3 separate regions of the Homo sapiens genome follow, and regions 2 and 3 are each linked to region 1. A link is a contact called in ENCODE Hi-C or POLR2A ChIA-PET data. All regions are on one chromosome and are shown on one strand. Each heading gives the region's core, a stretch centred on a gene start or an enhancer-like site at or near the end of the contact. The rest is flanking DNA. Distances are from core to core; before and after follow the strand shown. Region 1 overlaps LOC105372932 (a long non-coding RNA gene). Region 2 holds the start of LINC01655 (long intergenic non-protein coding RNA 1655). Region 3 overlaps LOC101929750 (a long non-coding RNA gene).

The links. Hi-C counts contacts between places; a loop is a spot of excess contacts on that map. ChIA-PET counts read pairs that join two places held with the same protein, here RNA polymerase II (POLR2A). Pooled maps may share reads with other maps.
Region 2: a loop to region 1 is called in a pooled map, with 9 times the contacts of the local background. The contact joins the promoter of LINC01655 here to the enhancer-like site in region 1. A Hi-C loop is called at or near these places in 1 of 168 maps with a recorded cell type or tissue (endothelial cell of umbilical vein), 2 of 37 single-sample maps with no recorded cell type and 12 of 50 pooled maps. POLR2A ChIA-PET finds 5 or more read pairs at or near these places in 2 of 52 experiments (activated CD4-positive, alpha-beta memory T cell and activated CD8-positive, alpha-beta memory T cell).
Region 3: a map of PC-3 shows a loop between it and region 1 (2.9-fold over the local background). The contact joins two enhancer-like sites. A Hi-C loop is called at or near these places in 3 of 168 maps with a recorded cell type or tissue (CD14-positive monocyte, IMR-90 and PC-3), 1 of 37 single-sample maps with no recorded cell type and 4 of 50 pooled maps.

The regions. Positions count from the first base shown.
Region 1 is chr1:221,434,371-221,439,190 of GRCh38, reverse strand. The region is part of intron 3 of LOC105372932 (a long non-coding RNA gene); the gene reads right to left. Among named protein-coding and RNA genes, the nearest start is that of LINC02817, 100 kb to the right of the region's middle. Within about 2 kb of position 2,518, at least 2 of the 41 ENCODE cell types and tissues checked have a DNase peak (open chromatin) inside an H3K27ac peak, as active enhancers do.
Region 2 is chr1:221,838,403-221,843,222 of GRCh38, reverse strand. It overlaps LINC01655 (long intergenic non-protein coding RNA 1655), which reads left to right and starts at 2,557. Exons shown (of 4, transcript NR_125989.1): 1 at 2,557-2,687; 2 at 2,770-2,915. RefSeq lists enhancers at 3,357-3,406, 3,777-3,856, 2,673-3,872.
Region 3 is chr1:221,087,491-221,092,310 of GRCh38, reverse strand. All of the region lies in intron 5 of LOC101929750 (a long non-coding RNA gene), which reads right to left. Among named protein-coding and RNA genes, the nearest start is that of HLX-AS1, 210 kb to the right of the region's middle. Within about 2 kb of position 2,915, at least 3 of the 41 ENCODE cell types and tissues checked have a DNase peak (open chromatin) inside an H3K27ac peak, as active enhancers do.

The DNA of each region.
Region 1 (4,820 bases), core at 1,269-3,768:
TTGTGCTTTTGTCTTTTGAAACTGGCATCTCTTACTCAGCACAGAGTTATCTAAGTTGTTCTTTTTTATGACTGAATAGTGTTCCATCATATGTGGTATCACAGTTTATTTACCCTTTCACTCATTGAGGGACATTCAAGTTATTTTCAGTTTGAAGCTACTGTGTAAAAAAAAAAAAAAAAAAAAAAAAAAAGCTACTCTGAAGTTTTGTTTATCAGTTTCATGTGAACATACATTTTCATTTTCCTGGGGTAAATACTCAGGATCGGCCTTGTGGAGTTATAGCGTAGATGTATGTTTCACTTTATAAGGAAACTGCCAAGCTATTATCCAGAGTTGCTGTAGCATTTTCCAATTCCAGCCATCATGTATGTGAATTCTACTTACTCAGCATCCTTGTCAACACTCTGTGTTGTCAGTATTTATTTTGGACATTCTTTTTTTTTGACGGAGTCTCTCTGTTGCCCAGGCTGGAGTGCAGTGGTGCGATCTTGGCTCACTGCAACCTCTGCCTCCCGCGTTCAAGCAATTCTCCTGCCTTAGCCTCCAGAGTAGCTGGGATTACAGGCGTGCGCCACCACGCCCAGCTATTTTTTTTTCTTTTTCTATTTTTAGTAGAGATAGGGTTTCACCTTCTTGGCCAGGCTGGTTTTGAACTCCTGACATCAGCTGATCCACCTGCCTCGGCCTCCCAAAGTGCTGGGATTACAGGTGTGAGCCACCACGCCTGCCCTTATTTTGGACATTCTGATAGGTGTGTGGTTGTAGCTCACTGTTGTTTAAATTCACATTACCTTAATGGCTTGTGGTATTAAACATCTTTTCTCGTACTTTATACAGCAGTCCCCTCTTATCCAAGGTTTTTCTTTTTGCAGTTTCAGTTACCAGCAGTCAACTGTGTCCTGAAAATATTAAATAGAAAATTCCAGAAACAAACAATTCGTAAGTTTTAAACTGCACACTGTTCTGAGCAGTGTGATGAAATCTTGCGCAGCCCTGCTCCGTGGGACATGAATCCCCTCTGTCCAGTGTATTCATGCTGTATAGGCTACTTGCCTGTTAGTCACTGAGTAGGCATCTCACTTATCAGATTACTGTCACCACATCCATCGCATAGTCATTTTATCATCTCACATCATCACAAGAAGAAGAGTGAGTGCAGTATGAGATGAGGGAGAGACCACATTCACATAACTTTTATTATAGTAAATTATTATAATTGTTTTATTATGAGTAGTTATTTAGGGTTCAGTACGATCCACAGTTTCAAGCATCCACTGGGGGTCTTGAAATGTATCCCCTGTGGTTAAGGAGGCGATGGTGGGGGAGTCTCCTGTGTCTTCTTTGGTGAAGCATCTGTTCAATCTCTTTGTTCATTTTTAATTGGGTTATTTGATTTCTTATTGTTGAGTTTTGAGAGTTTGTTATGTAATCTGGATATAAAGTTCTCTGTTAGATAGGAGATTTGAAAATATTTTCTTTTAGTCTGTGGCTTGTCTTTTTATTCTCTTGGAAGTGATTTAGCAGAGCAAAAGTTTTTGATTTTGATAAAATTTCATTTTTTCTTTTTTGTATCATGCTTTTGCATCATTTAAAATTCCTTTCCTAATCCCAGATAATGAAGATATTTTTCTATGTTTTCTTCTAAAAGTTTTACAGTTTTATGATGAATACATTGCCTTTTGATGAACAAAGAAAATGGGCTACTTGATAATAGATTTCCTTCTTGGTGGTGTAGTTTGCCCTATTGATTTTGGAGAGTTGTAGGAGCCTTCTGGACAGGGCTGCATGCCTGGGAATGTCTCTTGCATCACACACAGGCAGAACCGCAGTCTGCTATCCACCATCAAATATTCAAAAATAGTCTGATAAGCAAGTGTTTTTTCATGTGTGCTAGAATCATATGATGATAATGCCTGATCTGAACCAATGCGAGACTACTTTTGTTTATTTTATCCCTACTGATGTGACCACCACACATTCAGTAATAGAACTCTTCATGTGTTGAATTAGGGGTCCTACTCCAGTCCCTGATCAGAGTATTCCACAATATTCAATGTATAGACTGTGTTACATATCTACCGTCTGAAAATTCTGAATTCTGAATAGTGGATTTGTTCACAAGGGTTTCAGAAAGAGGATTGTGCATCTGACATTTAAATGGTTCTTGTGATATGATAGTTCTCATAGTCGCAACGAGGAAGTCTTCTTCCAGTGTCCCCAAACCTGGCCAGAAGTTCACATTAATTTGACTGAGGATGGAAAGAGGGGTCACTATATTTACTACATTATTCAATCCAAATTAATATGTTTCTCTCATGACAAAGGAGGTTTCTTGATATCTTTTCCCATTCTTCTTTCTGGTGATAAAACTACTGACCAGTCAGCCTCTAAATATTGGAGAAGGCCTTGACTTTCACATGATGATGTATGTATATGAGTACACACATCGGTTAGAAACAGGATGGGAGGCCAGGGTTAGACCCAAGCAAGGACACCCCAGCCCTCTGCTTGCCAGGACTGGGATGCTGTGTGTCCATCTGGGCCAACTGGAAACAAGAAGAAAGACAGGGCTTGTGGCATGATTTGGGGCAGCCTGTGCACAGTGGCTGGCACAGAGCAAAGGCCCAATAGAAGTTAAGCAAAGGGCATTCTGACCACGATGTCTGGTCATTTCAGGTGTGACTGTGCCTATAATTGTACCATAAGGAATTCAGCCCATGCGACTAAGCTATGCCTTTCTCTGTAGTAGCTTAATGGGAAATCAGGGCATCTCCGGCACTGTAGTGTGTCACTTCATCAGACATAGAGCCAACTCACACATTTGTCCTTCTGATGCATGTCTTTCCTCCTCCTTTACCGATGCAAGTAGAGTGAGAACCCATGCTATGATTCCACTCCCTGTCTAAAACCAAGTGTACTCTGAGAAAGTTAGAAACTATTCTGTATCTGCTTCCAGAAGCTTATCTCAAGACTTAAAAATTGAAGAGAATAAAATTAATAGCCAGGAGTAACAAAAAAATAGAGAGATTTTAGCTTGCCATTTCTTTAAGTTATGTATTTTTGTCTTGTGAGGTTCAATTTGGAGAAAAGCACTTAGACACGAGGCAGGGTCGGTTCAGGGGCAGGGCCATATTTAAAAGCTCAAAATGCTTGCTTTTGTGGTGACAAAGGAATCGACACTTCTTTTTTCTTCCCCAAAGGAAACAGAAGCTTATTATCCTGACAGAGGAAATGCAGAAATTTGTAGGTGGAGATTAACCCTTACTCCCAAACACTGAGGCTCCTGTTCAACTTCTTGCTTAAGAGATTTTAGTAACTTTTAAAAATTCTTAGCATGCTACATTGGTTGGCTCTCCAAATAATTCAGAAAACTTGTGACCTGAAGCTTTCATGGAGTTGATGTAACTGTTCTGGAAATCTCTTGACTTGAACTTGAGACTCACTCACACACAGCTGCAGTATGTCCACCATCAACAGCAATCTGTACCCAGAAAGCAGTGGGAAATGGGGAAAAAACAAGAGACAACCTCAAAGAAATCTAGGTCTTTCCTGAGCTGCAGTTCTACATATTGACCACCAGGTGTCTATCTTCACACAAGCAGTCTTGCTTGGATGATGGTGTACTACTTGACTGTGGGATTATTTTAAAAATGAAAGCAATTTTTTAGATATGGGTATATATGTAAGTATAAATGTGCAAATGTAAAGTGAAGTCTCAAAGCCAAACTTAATAATTTACAATTCCTTATCTAAGTAGGATAATCAATTGAACCTTGTGTTGATCTTCTAAAGTTGTTTGGAAAAACTAATTGGGGGAGTAAATGGCCAATAGATTTGGGGAATGGTGAAAAAAAAATTGTCCTCTTCCTAAATTTTATCATGCTTTTTTTTTAAATTTCAAGATTCTTAGCATGCAAACAGGTGTATGTTCCCAGGAACATGGTTTTTGGTAAAAACAGACGAATTGTATTCTGAGCTGGCTTCTGTACTCTGTAGTTCAATTTCATAGTTCAGTTTCTATTGTAGCTTATTTTCCAGTTTCAATTCTAGGCCCTGATACAGGTGAAAAATATCTCTACCAGGAAGTGCAAGAATAAGATTTGACTTTTTTTGTCCCATAATTGGAAGTGACATTATAGTAGAATTAGATAACTCCAGTAAGGTTTAGGATGCACAATTTATGCATTTATGTCAATCTTAGAAAAGAAGTGCTCTTTTGGTCTGTAAAGAAAGGTCACCAGATTAAACAGTTTCAGGGATATCTTTTATATCTCTCTACTTTTGTTTGTTGTTCATTTGTTTTGTTTTGCTTTAAGTTACCCAAAAAATAGTTTCCATAATTTTAGGAACCTTCTGTTTTCATTCTCTTCCTTGCCAAAACATGGAGGTCCCTGAGAGCCCTAGAGGCCCTTTATATCTTTAAATAAATTATATATAGAAGAGACTTAAAAAAATTACCTAGTACAGAAGTACTTTAAGAGAAAGAACTGTACCATCCTATGCAACTATTTTAGTGAGGCCTGAGGAGGAAGAAAACATAAATATATTACATCAAAGCACTGCGTGGAGACTGAAGACTTTCCTTTTGGTTGTTATTTTTAAGTTTTATTTGGTTTCATTTATTGTTTTGATACCTTTGAAACATTAAAATAAGTTTCTCCGGTGACTATATCTATCAAGCTCTTTATTGGGTGGTGCTCTCACCAATGTTGGCTTCTCATTTCTGTTCCCTCAAATATTTATAGACAATGCTTACTAAAGCTCAGTTTGTTCCCAAATTTTGTGTTTTTTGTTTTTTCTTTTCTTTTTTCTTTTTT
Region 2 (4,820 bases), core at 1,308-3,807, 400 kb before region 1:
AAATATGGCAAGTAAATATATCCAGAATTATAGTACAAACACCAGGAATTCTGCTGTTGTGATTTTGCAGTTTGCAAAGTGTGCTGTAGCCCAGGAGCTTCCTGCCAGTGATATTTAGCAGTGACCTTCTCTGCTTGGGGGAAAGAGACAGGGGTCTCCTAGAATTTTACCTGCTGTTAATCCTGGGAAGCATTAACTTGTCTCTAAAAATATTTTATTTTCTATGAAAACTGTTTTGCAATGTTTGCACACACTTTTTATTTAAATTTTTTCTTATGCAGACACACTGGTAACTGATACCAAGTATGGGTAATCTACGGCAAAGAAAGGAGAGACAGGTAACACCAGGAAAGGCACACTGTCTGGAGGGGGCTGGGGCAAACTTTATTTGCTAAAAAGATTTAAAAATGTTTTACATTAGTTTTCAAGCTATCAGAAAATTAAATGCAAATATAGATTTCAATGCATGCTTAATTGTTATATACAAACTTTTATGCGATAAAATGTTTTTCTTCTGAATTAGTTCTGGCAGGATTTGGAGAGCACAGGTTTCTAGCTTGACTTATAGTGAGGGATGTGTAAAAGACAGCAGAGGAGGTAAGGATGTAGGGACAAGAGGCGCCAGATGCAGGGAACACTTCAGTGCCTGAGTAAAGAGATGGGACCTACGGGCTGCCTTTATGGAACATATAACTAAACAGCAGCAGGTCAAGTGTCATCAATAGAGATCCCTATATCAGGGTCCTGTCTATACCACCAAGTCATTTCTGCAGAGTCAGACATCAATGGAACCTTTAGAGATGAAATATTTTAAGTACAAGAACACAATTCACTATTGAAAAGATTCCCTTGATAGAGAAAAGAATCCTTACTAAAACGATACTATCTCATTCAATGTACTGGCCCAAGAGGCTCAGATTTGTGAGTGTATCAGTGGAAGGGCCTTGTAGTCTTGAATAGACTTTCTAGAAACCATAAAACTGAGCTTGTGGGCTGGTGATCCACCATCATAATCAATCCATCAATCTTCATGGTGCCAGCACTGTGCTCTGGGTGTTGAAGTTTCCCCAAATATGCCAGGCATCTGCCTGCCTTAGGACTTGACTCTGACTTTCCTTTCTGCCTGGAACACTCTGCTTCTGGGTATTCACTCCTCACTCCCTTGACCCCCAACTTAAATCTTTTCCCTAGTCTGGTTGACTTGGATTAACTTACTTTAAATTGCAACCATCCTGTGGCCTGCAATCCAGATCCTTCTTACTCTGCTCTACTCCTTCCTCTTCCCAAAGCACTTAACACCCTCTAAAATACGACACACTTTACTCACTTACTATGCTTATTGTTTACTGTTGTCTCTTAGGAATCCGGGCTTTGTTTAGTTGGTTCATTGACATATCCTCAGCATTGGGATCAGTGCCCAGCACATTGTAGATCCTCAATAAATATTTCTGGAGTGGAGGAATCAATGCCTGGTTTCTAGAGTTTCTGCAGTTAACACAAAATCTTTATAATGTTTCATTTTCCAGCTCATCCTTTGGGTGCCACACCCATGATGCTGCATGATGGACGTGTGTTCATGACTTGCAGCTGCTCCCTCATGGGGTAGCATAAAGATGCATAGGACTTAGGGTCCAGTTCCAGCCTTGCCGACTGTGTGGTCTTGGGCCTCAGTTTCCTCATCACTACAATAAATTCCTTAGAGGGTTTCTGAGAGGAAGAATGAGGTGACATAAGTGAAAGTATTTGTACACCATAAAATAGGATACAGCTGTTTTCCTGTTGAGAAATACACAGAACTTTGGGCTGCAGTTTTCACTGTTCATAAAATTTTCTGGCCTGGCTTGCTCATTCACTTCTCAGCTAGTTGTCAGTCATCATTGGAGTGGACCTCCACTGATGATCTGCTATGTGACTAGAACTCTCCTAGGCAATTACACATATTATCTCCTCACTTAACAAATCTACCTTTGTTACCCCACTTTACAGGTGAAAGAGAGAAGACTCATGAATTGTCAAAGCCACCTGGGTAGTGAATGTCAGGGCTGAGACCCAGATCCTCGACTGTCTGACATGATCGTATTCTTTCGTACTGCCTGTTTCACTGCTCTCTCTCCATAGCAACATGTCCCATCCCTCTCCCTACTCCAGTCTCCTACCCAGTCCCCCACTCTCTCACACTCACACACATATGTACATATACACCCTGCCCCATGACCTGGAGCAATGTGTATCTTGAAGAATCAGCAACCCTCAGCACTCAGATCACTGCCCAGCCTCAGCATCTCAGCTCATCTTGTCTTTTGTTTGTTTGTTTGTTTTGTTTTTTCACTTTAACCTCATTAAGGGTCAGCAAAGGATCACTTAAATTTTGAGTTATGCTCTGTCACATATTATGGGGTAAAGGTTGCATCATAATAATATTTTGGAGAGTCTTAGAGACCTCTGGACTATCCCATGTGAATTATGAGGTCATAGTACATATCCTGCAGGCTTTCAACCTTGACCAGAGGTTTTCATAATGAATGCAGCATCCCTGGGGAGTGATCTGAAGCTGGCGAGGCAATGAGAACACCCTGGCAGGGCAGCTGAGCTGGGTGGATCCTTGTTCTGTCACCAAGCCTTTAAGTCATATGCTGACATGTTACAGTCCTGCCTGGGACCCTGCCCACAAATACTTAAGATACACGGTGAGCTCACAGTCTGCTTGTCTGAGGTGGGAGAAATCATCTGTTCCATTCTTAAATTCCTCCTTTCTCTTTCTTTCCCCAGACTTTGGGAATCACCCAACTGATGGAAAGAACCAGGAAAGGGGTCAGGATCTGCACCTTGGCAAACTTTGAAGAACACCCAATTTGATGAATGAAAACTCCTCACTTGTGCTCTGGTGGTGTTTTAGGACAATGGGCCCCTCCTGGGTAATAGTTATTGATGCAGTCTCTATCAGTAACCACCCCAAGTTTGAGATCCTTTACAAGGGAAGGTCATATTTCCAAAACTGAAACCTTGACCAAGTATCCCAGAGAGATAGGAAGGAGATACCACTCAAGTGTGTCATGGGCCTGTCCCAGGGCCTGGGAGTCAGCAGTTGGTGGCCTGGGATCCAAGGGTTAACAGCATGACCTGTTCTGGCTGGCACCAGTCACATGGTGTGCCCAACCTCACTGTTATTATCTGTTTCGGGTGAGTCACTGAGAACACAGACAGGAAAGACCCATGAACTTAGCTAGTTTCGCCCCAGGGTGTGAGACTCCACACAACTGAGTCTGGGCCACTGGCAGTGACTCATGGCGGGCCTCATGGGATTGCTGACGCAAGGTTGGAAGGGCACGTGGTTCTTCCCCCCACCGCTGGGTAGAATCCCCGCCAAAACATCCAGGCTGGAAATCCATCTTGGTCCTTGGGGAGAGAGAAAATAAAAAAGAATCATTTCTGATACTATAGCAAAGTATACAGGTGGATTTGGCAGGTCCAACTGACGAGTCTTCCACATTCTGAAAGAATTGGCTTTCTCACAATGTTAGAGTCTCTAGGAGTACTGGGGAGTGCAAATTCAACTGTTATAACTGGCATATGCAGAGAAAACGGCCCTCCTATCTCTTTTCTATGACTTGTGATGTCTTCCTCCTACTCCTGACCATCCTCTTTGGGCCCCTGGGGGTTCCTGGCTGATTTAGCCTCACCTGAGCTCTTGGTGTCACTAGAGACAATCAGTGTGGCTGTGAGTCCCATTCATTCACTTCCTGACCAGGCTATCACTCTGCCCTGTTCTACCTTTGCTGTTGGAGTTCAGGACAGGCTGCTCCAAAATATGGCCCCTTGGCATTTTAGAAAACAGCAGAAGCAGTAAGGACACTCTCTGACCTCCTCTTGCCCTTCTCCCCTAAAGCAGACTATCAAACCTAGACAGAATTTTCTGACCACCTGAAAGAGACCACAAGATCCTCATTCAAGAGGTGCCTTCAGGCCGGGTGCAGTGGCTCATGCCTGTAATCCCAGCGCTTTGGGAGGCCGAGGTGGGCAGATCATGAGGTCAGGAGATCGAGACCATCCTGGCTAACAAGGTGAAACCCCTGTCTCTACTAAAAACACAAAAAATTAGCCAGGCGTGGTGGCACACACCTGTAGTCCCAGCTACTTGGGAGGCTGAGGCAGGAGAATCACTTGAACCCGGGAGGCAGAGGTTGAAGTGAGCTGAGATCACACCACTGCACTCCAGCCTGGGTGACAGAAAGAGACTCAGTCTCAAAAAAAAAAAAAGGTGCCATCTCTATACCTAGAGGAAAGGAACATCCTTATCCTCAAAGACACAGAGGCCAGGAAGAATCTGAACAAGGAGGTCTTGCTAAGTTCCCCCAAGGTTGTTACCATCAGATCACACCTTTTTGTCCTCCAATCATATTTCTCCATGACTATCCACTCTTCATCAACCCAAGCATAAAAATAAACAAGCTTCTCTCTTTCTTTGGGTCTTCGTTTCCAAAGGCTTCCATCCACATAAAACTTACATTAATACATTTGTATACCTTTCTCTTGTAAATCTGTCTTTCGTAAGGGGCACCTTACCCATGAACCTAGCGATGGATGTGCAAAGAAAAGGAACCTTTCCTCCCCTCCACCGGTGAGCTGGACTCTCAGCCACATTTAGGTCCTGACTCAGGCACACAGGGACCCAGGGAACCTCACGAGAGTTAAATCTCAAGAACTCCCATTCTGCTGCCCACCTGCTATACACAAATGGGGTCTCAAAATGGGGAACAAAGTCAAGAGCCACTATCTGCCCTTGGTGTTTCTTTTATTTATCATCATTTTCTCTTCTTGAT
Region 3 (4,820 bases), core at 1,666-4,165, 350 kb after region 1:
TAATTCAGAGATGCAAATGACTAATAAGTGTACAAAATGTTTAACCTCGCTAGTACTCTAAAGGCAAATTAGTATTATACAGCACCTTTTGCCTATCAAATGAGTAGAGTCTAAAAAATTATCATCCTTGAGGGTTGAAAAGTTGACATGAAGTTACACCCTCACTGCTAAAGGGCGAGACTGGAGCACCTCACTACAAAACAATTCGACTATGTTTCTAAAGTCCTTCAACCGTTCACACCTCTGACGTCAGGAATTTCTCCTAAGGAAATAATCAAACATATAACCAAAGATTTGTAGACAAAGATTATCTCCCGCAGTATTATGTATAATAAAATGAAAATATGAAAAAGCACTTAGAGGTCTAAAATTGTAGGATGTTTAGAAAAATGATGGCTTGAAAAGAAGATGAATGTTATGTACCTAATTGAAGGAGAAACAAAGAATTTGTATTACATGAAGAAATACTTTTGACATGATGTTCACTGAAAAAAATTCAAGCAGCAAAATCCATAACAATATGAGTTTAACAATTTGTTTAAATGCCTAAAAGAATACAAAAAGGAACAAGCCAAAAATGTAGAACTGGCTGGGCGCGGTGGCTCACCCCTGTAATCCCAGCACTTTGGGAGGCCGAGGCAGACGGATCACGAGGTCAGGAGCTGGAGACCATCCTGGCTAACAGGGTGAAACCCTGTCTCTACTAAGAATACAAAAACTTGGCCGGGCGTGGTGGCGGGCCCCTGCAGTCCCAACTACTCGGGAGGCTGAGGCAGGAGAATGGCGTGAACCCGGGGTGCGCAGCTTGCAGTGAGCCGAGATTGCGCCACTGCACTACAGCCTGGGCGACAGAGCGAGACTCCGTCTCAAAAAAAAAAAAAGCAGAACTACTTCTGCATGGTGAGATTATAATTGATTCTTTTATTCTGCTTCTTTAAATTTTTCCATTCTAAACATATTTTCTAAAATAAACAATTCACATCATGGGTATTGCGCTCTGTGCTTCATTCTGTTATTGTGCTGAAGACCTCTGATTCCTATGCAAATTTTCTGCTCTTTTAAAAATGTTTTTCATACTGAAAAATGAATTATAAAAACCAGTGGGACAGAGGGCTTCCTGAAGGGGATGGTGAATAGTGCTCATACAGCAAAGAGATCAATACTTAAAAATGGAAACACCCCATTAAACTTGGCATGTTGGAAGTCATTGGTGACTTGGATAAGTGTCAATGAGATAGACACAGGACAGATGCCAATGGATCAAAAGTGATTTGAGATGAAAGAGATGACAGCAAATATAGATTACTATTCCTAGAACTGTGACTGTAAAAAAAAAAAACAAAAAACAAAAAACGACAACAAAAAAACAAACAAACAAAAAAAAAACAAGGGTTTTTTGTTAATGGCATCTTGATTGCACTGGTTACCCAGCCTCAGCATCTAGTCATCTTTGATACTTTATCTCCCTTGCCTCCTATGTTGGAATTACCAATTCAATGAAATTTGTAGAAATCAATGCCTCTAAAATGAATAAATGTTTTTTTGATTTTCATGGCTACATCTTCATTCAGACCATCATTGTTTCACACCTAGACACTTCGAGAACTTCCTAACTTTTGGCCTAGCACTTCACGCCTGCAACAATCTGCAAACTAACTCCCTTGTCAGGTTTACCTACCTTGACGACCCCATTTGAGTGCTTTTCTCCAGCAAAACTCTCCACCAAAATCATCCTGCATTTTTTCACATCCTTAAATTAGTGGGAACGATGATTATTATTGTTATTGTCCTTGACATAAATTGGAGAGGGTCAATGATCCTGAGTTGTTAAAATAAGGCCAAAGAGTTTAAGTGACTTACCCATGATCTCACTTGGGCTGCAAAGTCAGGACCAAAGCTCTGAGCTCTTTTTGGCTGCTCCATCTGAGGTGCACACAGCTGCCCCATGTGTTCCAAGAGGCATGAGCTGAAGAGGAAGGAAGTTGGTCCCAACGAACTTTACTGGCTACTGGGACCATGGCATAGTTGACTTATTTTATAGGTGCTGTCTGATTGTGATGCTAAAACCTTAACAAGGCTTGAACCTCTTCTTTTATTTTTATTTTGCTGTCTAGAAGTATCATAGAATCACTTGATATAATCACTTTGAATTTTCTTGTTATTTCACAAGCAACATCCAATAGTTTAGTATCAGATTATTAGATAATGATTAATAATTCCTGGTTTATAATTACTTATATTAAACTATGGCCTGCTGTACAATTATGACTGTCAAAACCTCATCACACAGCAGGGGTCGAAACTAGTAAGATATTGCCCTGGGATTAGCCATTAAATCATCTGGAAATTGAGTAACCATCATCATATGGCAGTGATTTACTTATTTTTCACAAAAAAAAAGTTTATGTTACTCTAGCATTCTCTGAGATAACATTTTAGGACTCTTAAGAATCTAGAAAAGGTGATAAATATCTGCAGTTCTTTTCTTGTTCCCTATGGGGAGAAACTTTATACAATCACAGATATATATGTAGAGAATATCATGTAAGCCGTTGGTTTGGATCCATAAACATTTTAGGTTTGCTTTCCTGGATACCTAAGTTTGAAGGGAGCGTGGTTTCATCCACTTATTTAGACAAAAACATGAAGAAATTAGACTCTGATAATTTCTGAAATTTGCCTCAGAGAACTCACATTTTTGCTTTACAGACACATGCCTTGGAAGTTTTAGTAAGTGAGGTCATCTTCCTCTAATGTTTGCTATGCTTAATGACAATACAAATATGTTGAATTTATTAATTCACTTGTTCATATAACAAATATTTTAAAAATGTCTGCTATGCTGTGTTGTACTTGTAAGGTGACTCTGGATTTTAAAAAGGCCTGATTTGTAACATTTGGTGACTCCTGGGTGTATACACTCCCCTGTGGCTGATTTCAAGCTCCCAGTGCAATGTCGCTGAACACAGACTAGGAAGGAGATGAGCAGAATTGGCTCTGCCAAGCTCGTATGAGGCAGCGCCAGCCCACCCCTGATGCTATGTGTTTTATATATATATATGTTGTGTGTGTGTGTATGTATATATACATGGCATATATATGTGTGTTATACATATGCTATATATGTGTCTGATATATATGTGATATATATGTGTTACATATATGTGTTTGATATATGTAATATATATTTGTGATATCTGTACCATATGAAAATAGAAAAATTTATCTAAATCATCAAAAAAAGTTAAGATACTTTGATTCATTTCTTATTCAGGTAATAAACTGGAGTTCAAATTGAAGAGAGTAGTGAAAAAATTCTGGATGCTTTATTAGTTCTATACACAGGTTTTATTTCTGTGATTGACACAGATAACTCTGTGGCTGAAACTGCATCAGTAGAAATGTAATTAGTTCATAATTTCAATCATTTAATTGAATACTTGTAAATAATATTGAAATAAAATTTACATTTTCATTCCTTGGATATAAACCATTGACCAGTGTACACCTATGATTTTAGTTCATTTAGGATTGTATGGTGGTGAAATTAGTGTCATTTCATTAATATAAGCACATTCTTTATGTCAACTGGTCAGAGTAGTCTACTAAATTTTAAGGTTTGAGGTTTAATATTCTATGTTCTGTTGCATGGCTAGAGTACATCTACAGGCATGCCAGTAATCTTGTAGTGTCACAAGAGAATTTGATAATAGGGAATTGAATGATTAGTATAATCTATCCTCACTATTAAAAAAAAGTCAAAGGTAAGCCCTATGGATGACAATTTAAACACGTGCAGTGTGTCCAACATAATGCTAAGTTTATCATAAACTAATTTCTATAATGGTTATACAGGGTAAATATTATTATCTTAATTTATGTATGGAAATAGCTAAAGCTTAGGACAGTTTAGTAATCTGTTCCAGGTCACATAACCAACAGGGGTTGAAGCTCTGGTTCTTCCCTAGTACTGTCTGACTCTAAAGCCTAGGTTATCTTCAGAAGACAGAATAACCTACAATTTATACACAAGACAGTATAACCTACAATTTATAGAATCGTTATAAAGAATCAATAAGACCAGGATTGGAAAAGCTCTTGGAAAATTACAAATTGCTCCGTAATTGTTTTCAACTATAAAGTAATCCTTGTTAATTACTCAGAAAAAATATTTGCTATGTGACTAATATAAACATCCAGTGGGTTGCTCCATTCTAGTCAATCAGCTCCAGTCACCAGTTAATTTCTTCTCTGAATAAAAAATAAGTAGCACAATCTTAGCTTTTTCTGATTTCAAACACAATCAAATAATAAACCTTAATGCCAATCCCAATGCCCAGTAGGGTCTGTTACATGTTTTATAAGTATTTATGAGGTATTTACTGAATCCCAAAGAGTGATTACTGAATTGCTTTTCCATTAGAAGACTCAGCTCTAGTCAAATGGACTCACAAGCAGGATTAATAATTTGAGTTCATGTGGCTCATGCTCCCCAGTAGATGCATACATTCTAATGGGTTGTTTTTTAAAAACTGTGACTTTCTAAAAATTCTAAAGGTAGTACTACAACTATTTTATTTAAGAAAAGTATTGCAACTTTCCCTGGAAGTTTTATATTAAATGTTTTATTCTGATAAATCTTGAAGATGGTAGAACAAAAGCTACCATTAATTAAGCACCTTCTGAGTACCATTCACTGTATTACGAATTTAACTTTTTTTTTTTAATGAGTTAGAGTCTCGCTCTCTTGCCCAGTCTCAGCTCACTGCAACCTCCACCTCCTAGGTTCAAGCAATTCTCCCACTTCAGCCTCCCAAGTA